2 separate regions of the Homo sapiens genome follow, and region 2 is linked to region 1. Evidence: read pairs that join two places in POLR2A ChIA-PET (ENCODE). Cell type or tissue: B cell. All regions are shown on one strand.

Evidence for each region. Peaks named below come from ENCODE experiments on the same cell type or tissue, not always from the same donor. Only the 100,000 strongest peaks of a DNase experiment are listed, where the experiment ranks them.
Region 2: POLR2A ChIA-PET joins it to region 1 with 6 read pairs; 16 of 35 experiments call an interaction of 5 or more read pairs at or near these places.

The regions. Positions count from the first base shown.
Region 1 is chr19:10,391,381-10,395,380 of GRCh38, reverse strand. CDC37 (cell division cycle 37, HSP90 cochaperone) reads left to right here. Exons shown (of 8, transcript NM_007065.4): 4 at 38-153; 5 at 238-360; 6 at 1,940-2,122; 7 at 2,224-2,295; 8 at 3,675-4,000. The coding sequence ends at 3,830. Among named protein-coding and RNA genes, the nearest start is that of MIR1181, 10 kb to the left of the region's middle. In B cell, no CTCF peak of the experiment used is centred here; DNase peaks (open chromatin) are centred at 1,760, 2,250 and 3,840.
Region 2 is chr19:10,308,911-10,312,910 of GRCh38, reverse strand. It overlaps ZGLP1 (zinc finger GATA like protein 1), which reads left to right and starts at 3,096. Exons shown (of 5, transcript NM_001409033.1): 1 at 3,096-3,562. The coding sequence starts at 3,426. It overlaps FDX2 (ferredoxin 2), which reads left to right. Exons shown (of 5, transcript NM_001397406.1): 4 at 1,971-2,058; 5 at 2,269-2,866. The coding sequence ends at 2,425. FDX2-ZGLP1 (FDX2-ZGLP1 readthrough) reads left to right here. Exons shown (of 9, transcript NR_176052.1): 4 at 1,971-2,058; 5 at 2,269-3,562. In B cell, no CTCF peak of the experiment used is centred here; no DNase peak of the experiment used is centred here.

The DNA.
Region 1 (4,000 bases):
CAGGGCCCTCCAGCACCTTGCCAGCATCTTCCCACAGGCATGCTTCGCCGCTGGGATGACAGCCAAAAGTACCTGTCAGACAACGTCCACCTGGTGTGCGAGGAGACAGCCAATTACCTGGTCATTTGGTGCATTGACCTAGAGGTGGAGGAGGTGAGTGGAGCTTTCCCCGGGACTGTGAAAAGGCGCTGCCATGAGGCCGCCACTTGGTGACGCTGTGCCTGTTCTTCCTGGCAGAAATGTGCACTCATGGAGCAGGTGGCCCACCAGACAATCGTCATGCAATTTATCCTGGAGCTGGCCAAGAGCCTAAAGGTGGACCCCCGGGCCTGCTTCCGGCAGTTCTTCACTAAGATTAAGGTAGGGTCCCTGAGCTGCCAGGTGGCTGGAGGCCCCCTCCCCAGGGAACCAGCCCACAATGCTCTAGGTAAGGCCGACTCCTCTCCACTGGGACTCAAGCCCCTCCAGTCACCGCATCCTAGATCAGGAGAGGGTGGGGCCAGGGAGGAGGAGAGAAGTGGGCAGATTCTGCCAGACTTTAAAAGTGGAGGCCGGGCGCAGTGGCTCACGCCTGTAATCCCAGCACTTTGGGAGGCTGAGGTGGGCAGATCACCTGAGGTTGGAAGTTTGAGACCAGCCTAACATGGAGAAACCTCATCTCTACTGAAAATACAAAATTAGCCGGGCATGGTGGTGTGTGCCTGTAATCCCAGCTACTCGGGGGGCTGAGGCAGGAGAATCGCTTGAACCTGGGAGGCAGAGGTTGCTGTGAGCCGAGATCGTGCCATTGCACTTCAGCCTAGGCAACAAGAGCGAAATTCCATCTCAAAAATAAATAAATAAATAAATTAATTAATTAAATAAAAGTGGAGGTCAGGCCAGGCTTGGTGACTGAGTACTATAGTCCCAACTATTTGGGAGGCTGAGGCAGGAGGATCACTTGAGCTCAGGAGTTTGAGCTGTGGTTTGCCACTGCACTGCAGCCTGGGTGACAGAGCAAAACTGCATTACAAAAAAATGTGGGAGCAGTAGGATGTGCTGAAGGTACCCAGGTGAATATGTGGGTAAAGGACAAAGGTGAGGGTGCCTCTAGGGTTTTGGGTTTTAGTTCATTTTTGAGACAGAGTCTTGCTCTGTCACCAAGGCTGGAATGCAGTGGCGTGATCTCAGCTCACTGCAACCCCTGCCTCCCGGGTTCAAGCAATTCTAGTGCTTCAGCCTCCCAAGTAGCTGGGATTACAGGTGCCTGCCAGCCTCAGGGTTTTTTTGTTGTTGTTGTTTTGTTTTTTTTGAGATGGAGTCTCACTCTGTTGCCCAGGCTGGAGTGCAGTAGCACGATCTCGGCTCACTGCAACCTCCGCCTCCTGGGTTCAAGCGATCCTCCAGCCTCAACCTCCTGAGTAGCTGGGACTACAGGCATGTGCCACCATGCCCGGTTAATTTTTTGTATTTTAGTAGAGACGGGGTTTCACCGTGTTAGCCAGGATGTTTTCGAACTCCTGACCTCGTGATCCGCCCGCCTCGGCCTCCCAAAGTGCTGGGATTACAGGCGTGAGCCACCGCGCCCGGCCTAGCCTCTAGGATTTTTAACCTGCGTACCTGGAGGAACAGGGCTATCCTTACCGAGATTAGGGAGACCAAGGACAAGGCAGGCTGGGAGGTGGCCATGTTGAGTTAGAGGTGCCCATGCAGGGACACTGAGGACATGAGTGTCTCAGATCTGCAGTAGAGCAGGGCTCCCAAGCAGGTGGTCTTTGGCAAATGCCAGATGAGGTCCCCGGCGGGGGAGCCCAGGCCTTGGGGAGCCCTTCATGTAGGTCAGGAATAGACTTGGGGAACCGTGGGGCGCCTCTGAGGAGCTGTGGCTGGAGGGTCCTGGGCCCCCCAGTCCCTCCTGAGCGTTGGGCCAGGTCCAGTGAGCACTGCCCAACCCCCATAGACAGCCGATCGCCAGTACATGGAGGGCTTCAACGACGAGCTGGAAGCCTTCAAGGAGCGTGTGCGGGGCCGTGCCAAGCTGCGCATCGAGAAGGCCATGAAGGAGTACGAGGAGGAGGAGCGCAAGAAGCGGCTCGGCCCCGGCGGCCTGGACCCCGTCGAGGTCTACGAGTCCCTCCCTGAGGTGGGGCTCCCCGGCCCAGGCGGGCAGCAGGAAGACCCTGAGCGGGACCCCCCAGGGCCACAGGGACCCAGCCCCTGACCCCAGCCCCTCTGTACCCCCAGGAACTCCAGAAGTGCTTCGATGTGAAGGACGTGCAGATGCTGCAGGACGCCATCAGCAAGATGGACCCCACCGTGAGTAACCCCCGCGCCCCATGCCTTCCCGGCGGGCCGTGTGTCTCCCCCAGCCCTGTGTCCCAAGTCTCTGAAGCCGGCTGGTGAAAGTGCCCCTCCAAGGCTTCTCCAAGGAGTAAGGGGGGTCGTGTCACCTTGGCACACACCCACATATATTGAGCACCTACTGTATCCCAGTATCCAGCAGATAAATGCTGAGCTTTGAGCGCATGTCCTTCGTGACTGTCACTGTTACTGTGACTGAGTCCAGCCTCAGTTTCCTTATCCAAACCACATTTTCTCTCAATATCAGCTCACAAAATGCGTGGGAAAGGGAGGTGAGCACATGGCAGGGGCTGGTAAACGCTGGCTGTTAATTGGATTTTGTCTACTTGTTTTTGAGAGACAGGGTCTTCCTCTCTCACCCAGGCTGCAGTCTCGACCTCCCAGGCTCAAGTGATCCTCCCACCTCAGCCTCCCCAAGTAGCTGGGGTTACAGGCTGACACCATGACATCTAGCTAATTTTTTTTTAAATTATGTTTTTATAAAGACAAGGTCTCACTGGCTATATTTTTGGAAGTGGTAATAGACGTTGAATCTAAGTAGGACACTGTTTGATCCTATTCCTACCACTTGGCTCACTGGTTGATCACACTGGTTTTCTCGTCTGTAAAATGGGTCTAGCTGCAGGACTGGCCCTGAGTTTCTAGAAGCTTCTATGGGCATAGCCATCTAGACCAGGTTCTGCAAACCGCAGCTCCCAGACTCACTGCCTGTCTTTATAATAAAGTTTTATTAGAACAAAGAAGCCACACTCAATTGTTTCCCTATCATCTACAACCGATCTTGCTCTACCACAGCAGAGTTGAGTCGTGATGGAGACCATATGGCTCACGGAACCAGAAATATTTAGTCTGTCCCTTTACCAAAAAAAAATTTGCTGGCTTTTGTTCTAGATTGCACTATCTAAATTTAAATTAAAGTTAAATAAAATTTAAATTTCCAGCTGGGTACGGTGGCTCACGCCTGTAATCTCAGTGCTTTGGGAGGCCAAGGCAGGCAGATCACCTAAGGGCAGGAGTTCAAGACCAGCCTGGCCAACATGGCAAAACCCCATCTCTACTAAAAGTAAAATTAGCCAGGCATGGTGACAGGCGTCGGTAACCCCAGCTACTTGGGAGGCTGAGGCAGGAGAATCACTTGAACCTGGGAGGTGGAGGTTGCAGTGAACCGAGATTGCACCACTGCACTCCAGCCTGGGTGACAGAGTGAGACTCCGTCTCAAATAGGTAAAATATCAATAGGCAGGAAGCCAGCTTGGGGATGTGCAAGGGACAACGGGGACAACGGGGACCACCGGCTGGCGGCCCCACCTCATCTGCCTGCCTTCTCCTCACAGGACGCAAAGTACCACATGCAGCGCTGCATTGACTCTGGCCTCTGGGTCCCCAACTCTAAGGCCAGCGAGGCCAAGGAGGGAGAGGAGGCAGGTCCTGGGGACCCATTACTGGAAGCTGTTCCCAAGACGGGCGATGAGAAGGATGTCAGTGTGTGACCTGCCCCAGCTACCACCGCCACCTGCTTCCAGGCCCCTATGTGCCCCTTTTCAGAAAACAGATAGATGCCATCTCGCCCGCTCCTGACTTCCTCTACTTGCGCTGCTCGGCCCAGCCTGGGGGGCCCGCCCAGCCCTCCCTGGCCTCTCCACTGTCTCCACTCTCCAGC
Region 2 (4,000 bases), 82 kb after region 1:
CCTGCCTTGGCCTCCCAAAGTGCTGGGATTACAGACATGAGCCACTGTGCCGGGCTAGTAGAGGTAAGTGGCCTGGCAAGGTGTGGTGGCTCACGCCTGTAATCCCAGCACTTTGGGAGGCTGAGGCGAGCGGATCACGAGGTCAGGAGATCAAGACCATCCTGGCTAACATGGTGAAACCCTGTCTCTACTAAAAATACAAAAACAAAATTAGCCAGGCATGGTGGCAGGCGCCTGTAGTCCCAGCTGCTCTGGGAGGCGGAGGCAGGAGAATGGCGTGAATCCGGGAAGCGGAGCTTGTAGTGAGCCGAGATCACGCCACTGCAGTCCAGCCTGGGCAACAGAGCGGGACTCCATCTCTAAGAAAAAAATTACAAAGGAAAACAAAGGAATGAATGAGGGGGATGGGGGAACTGCAAGACTAAGTGAAGGAGTTTGGATTTTATTCTGAGTGTGAAAACCCTTTGGAAAGTTTTAGGCCAGGAGGGACATGATCCCCAAGCACCGGTCTCTGTGATCAGAGGATGTGGGGGTGTGACCAAGGGCAGGTGGTCAGCAGAAAACTTCAGGTTCTGTCTCTTTCAACCCTAATTCCTGGTCTGGTGCAGTGGCATATGCCTGTAGTCCCAGCATTTTGGGAAGCCAAGGCAGGCAGATTGCTTGAGCTTAGGAGTTTGAGACCAGCCTGGGCCACATGGTGAACCTCGTCTCTACAAAAAAAAAAAAAAAAAAAAAAAATATGGCCAGGTGCGGTGGCTCACACCTGTAATCCCAGCACTTAGGGAGGCCGAGATAGGTGGATCACCTGAGGTCAGGAGTTCAAGACCAGCCTGGCCAGCATGGCAAAACCCCATCTCTACTAAAAATACAAAATTAGCTGGGCGTGATGGTGGGCACCTGTAATCCCAGCTACTTGGGAGGCTGAGGCAGGAGAATCACTTGAACCTGGGAGGCAGAGGTTGCATTGAGCCGAGATCATACCATTGCACTCCAGCCTGGGCAAAGAGAGCGAAACTCCACCTCAAAAAAAAAAAAAAAAAAAAATTAGCCAGGTGTGGTGGTGCGCACATGTAGTCCCAGCTACTCGGGAGGCTGGGGTGGGAGGATCGCTTGAGCCGGGAGGTTGAGGCAGTAAGCTATGACTGAGCCATGGCACTCCAGGCTGGGCAACAGAGTGAGACCCTGTCTCAAAAAAAAAAAAAAAAAATCCTGGCCGGGTGCAGTGGCTTACGCCTGTAATCCCAGCACTTTGGGAAGCTGAGGCGGGCAGATCATGAGGTCAGGAGATCAAGACCATCCTGGCTAACATGGTGAAACCCCAGCTCTACTAAAAAAATATAAAAAAATTAGCCAGGCGTGGTGGCAGGCACCTGTAGTCCCAGCTACTTGGGAGGCTGAGGCAGGAGAATGGCGTGAACCCGGGAGGCAGAGCTTGCAGTGAGCCGAGATCGTGCCACTGCACTCCAGCCTGGGCAACAGAACAAGACTCCATCTCAAAAAAAAAAAAAACAAAATCCTAATGCCTGATTCCTTCCCCCACCACACTGACTGCTGAGTCAGCCGGTCCATCCTCCAAGAGCAGTGGAGAGGTGGGGACACATTAGCCCAGCACAGTGATAGGGTCACAGCAAGGGCTCACAGACTGCGGGGAGCCTGCCTGGCCTTTCCCCTCTCAGCTACCTGGCAGCCAAGTCCCTGCTCCTTAATGGTTCTGCATCTCAGCCTGCTAGGGAGTCCCTGGGAAATGGGGCCTCCCAGATGTCCGTTTGTAAACCCTACACACTGGGGAACAGCTAGCTGAGGACATTGAGGACATGACACAGTGCCTGGTACACACAGTGGAGCTGCAGGCCCAGGAGGGAGACGTGAGGCACGTGGTGGAAGAGAGGTCTACTCCTCTACGCCATTCGCATAGCAGCCCCTTCCTGACTCTGCCACTCACCTGCGCCCCCTTCACTTCCCACCCCTAGGGGCCTGTGAAGCCTCCCTGGCCTGCTCCACCTGCCATGTGTATGTGAGTGAAGACCACCTGGATCTCCTGCCTCCTCCCGAGGAGAGGTGAGTGGGTCAGCCCTGTCTAGCTGGCAGCTTCACCCTGGAGCATTCAGCAGCCCCCACCATCCTCCCCACTTCCAGTTCCTGGAATGGGAGCTGCCTCCCCCACCACTACCCCCTGCGCTCAGTCAGCTTCCTCCCTCCCCCACCTCTGGCCCCCCACCCACCCAGCTAGCTTGCCCTCGGCTAACACTGCCCGTGTCACCACCCTAGGGAAGACGACATGCTAGACATGGCCCCCCTCCTCCAGGAGAACTCGCGGCTGGGCTGCCAGATTGTGCTGACACCGGAGCTGGAAGGAGCGGAATTCACCCTGCCCAAGATCACCAGGAACTTCTACGTGGATGGCCATGTCCCCAAGCCCCACTGACATGAACACCTGGACCATTCCACATTGCCATGGCCCCAGGGCCCAGATTGAGGGAATAGCCAGGTGCCAGCCCTGCCCAGAGTGCGGACAGGCCCGGGAGAGACGTGGAAGCCCCTGTGAAGGACAACACCCCTGCTTGGGAGAGAGTCCCATGTCCAGGCTCTGGTGGGGACAGGGCCCCTAGTGGGGTGGCCTTCCCCAGGCCCCTGAGAATCAGGGTTTGAGTAGGAGTGGACTCATATTGGAGCTGCAATAAATCGATAACACAGGCCCCAGCATGTTGAGTGTCCTTGGGGGACAGATCTGGGGTCTACAGGTGGCTCACACCTGTAATCCTAGCACTTTGGGAAGCCAAGATGGGAGGATCACTTGAGGCCAGGAGCTTAAGACCATCCTGGGCAACATGGCGAGACCTCGTCTCTATAAAAACAGTAAAAATTAGCGTGGAGTGGTGGTAAGTGCCTGTAGTCCCAGCTACTCGGGAGACTGAGGTGGGAGGATCACTTGAGCCCAGGGGATTTAGGCTGCAGTGGAGCGGTGATCAGGCCATTCCACTCCAGCCTGGGTGACAGAGTGAGGCCCTGTCTCAAAAAAAAAAAAAACAAAAACAAAAACAAACCACACCTGCATCTGCTGTGCTGGGCCCCCGGTTCTCTTTTCCCTCTGGGATCTAAGATGCCGCTGGGGATCCAAGGCAGAGGCCTGGGAGCCCCCATTTCCGAGGGGGAGGGCTAGCGTGGAAGGCCCCGCCCCGGCAGCTGCGGAGGGATTTGGTGGGGTCCAGGCCGCCCTTGCCACGCAGGGGTGCGCGGATGACCTGAAAAAAGCCAGAAAGAGGAAAGGTGCCGCCGAGGCTGGTCGCTCTCAGCTGGGGCTCATCGCATCCTCTACCAAGAGCGCTCCCACCACACAGGTCCCGCCCCTCCCAGGTGGGTTTCATCGGGTGGGCCCAGCGGGACAGGGCCGGGTGAAATTAGGGAGGGGGCTGGGCTGGGGCGCAATGGAGGCCGAGCCAATCCCGGACTCCTCAATGCCAGCAAAGCTTCTGGCGCCGCCCTGTCTGAACCTGGAGCGGCTGGGAGGATCCCCCTCCCAGGAGAAGCCGAGGACCCCAGGATGCTGCAGAATCAGTGAGAGGTGCGTAAGGCCAAACCCCATTCCCCGGACCCCGCTAGCACTTCACCACCTGGCTCAGTGATCAAGGGGTCATGACCTCTCTTTGCTGGGGTTATCGAGAAGTGGCAATTTTATAATAGTTACTGAAACTTACAAAGAGGTTCTGGTGCCCAGAGACACTTGGGGTCATCTAGGGATCAGAGGCCATGCAATTCCATGTCTCTGGGGCTGATGTAGGCACTCCCCAGGGATCATCCAGGGGTTATGGAGGGCAACTCAATAATAATGAAAATGATAAAAATCGTAATCATATTATGGCAAGCCAGCGGCGTGGTGGCGCGTGCCTGTAAGTCCCAGCTACTCGGGAGGCTGAGGCGGAAGGATCGGTCGAGCCCAGGAGTTCTAGGCTGCACTGAGTCCTGATCACGCCCCTGCACTCCAGGCGGGGGTACAGAGTGA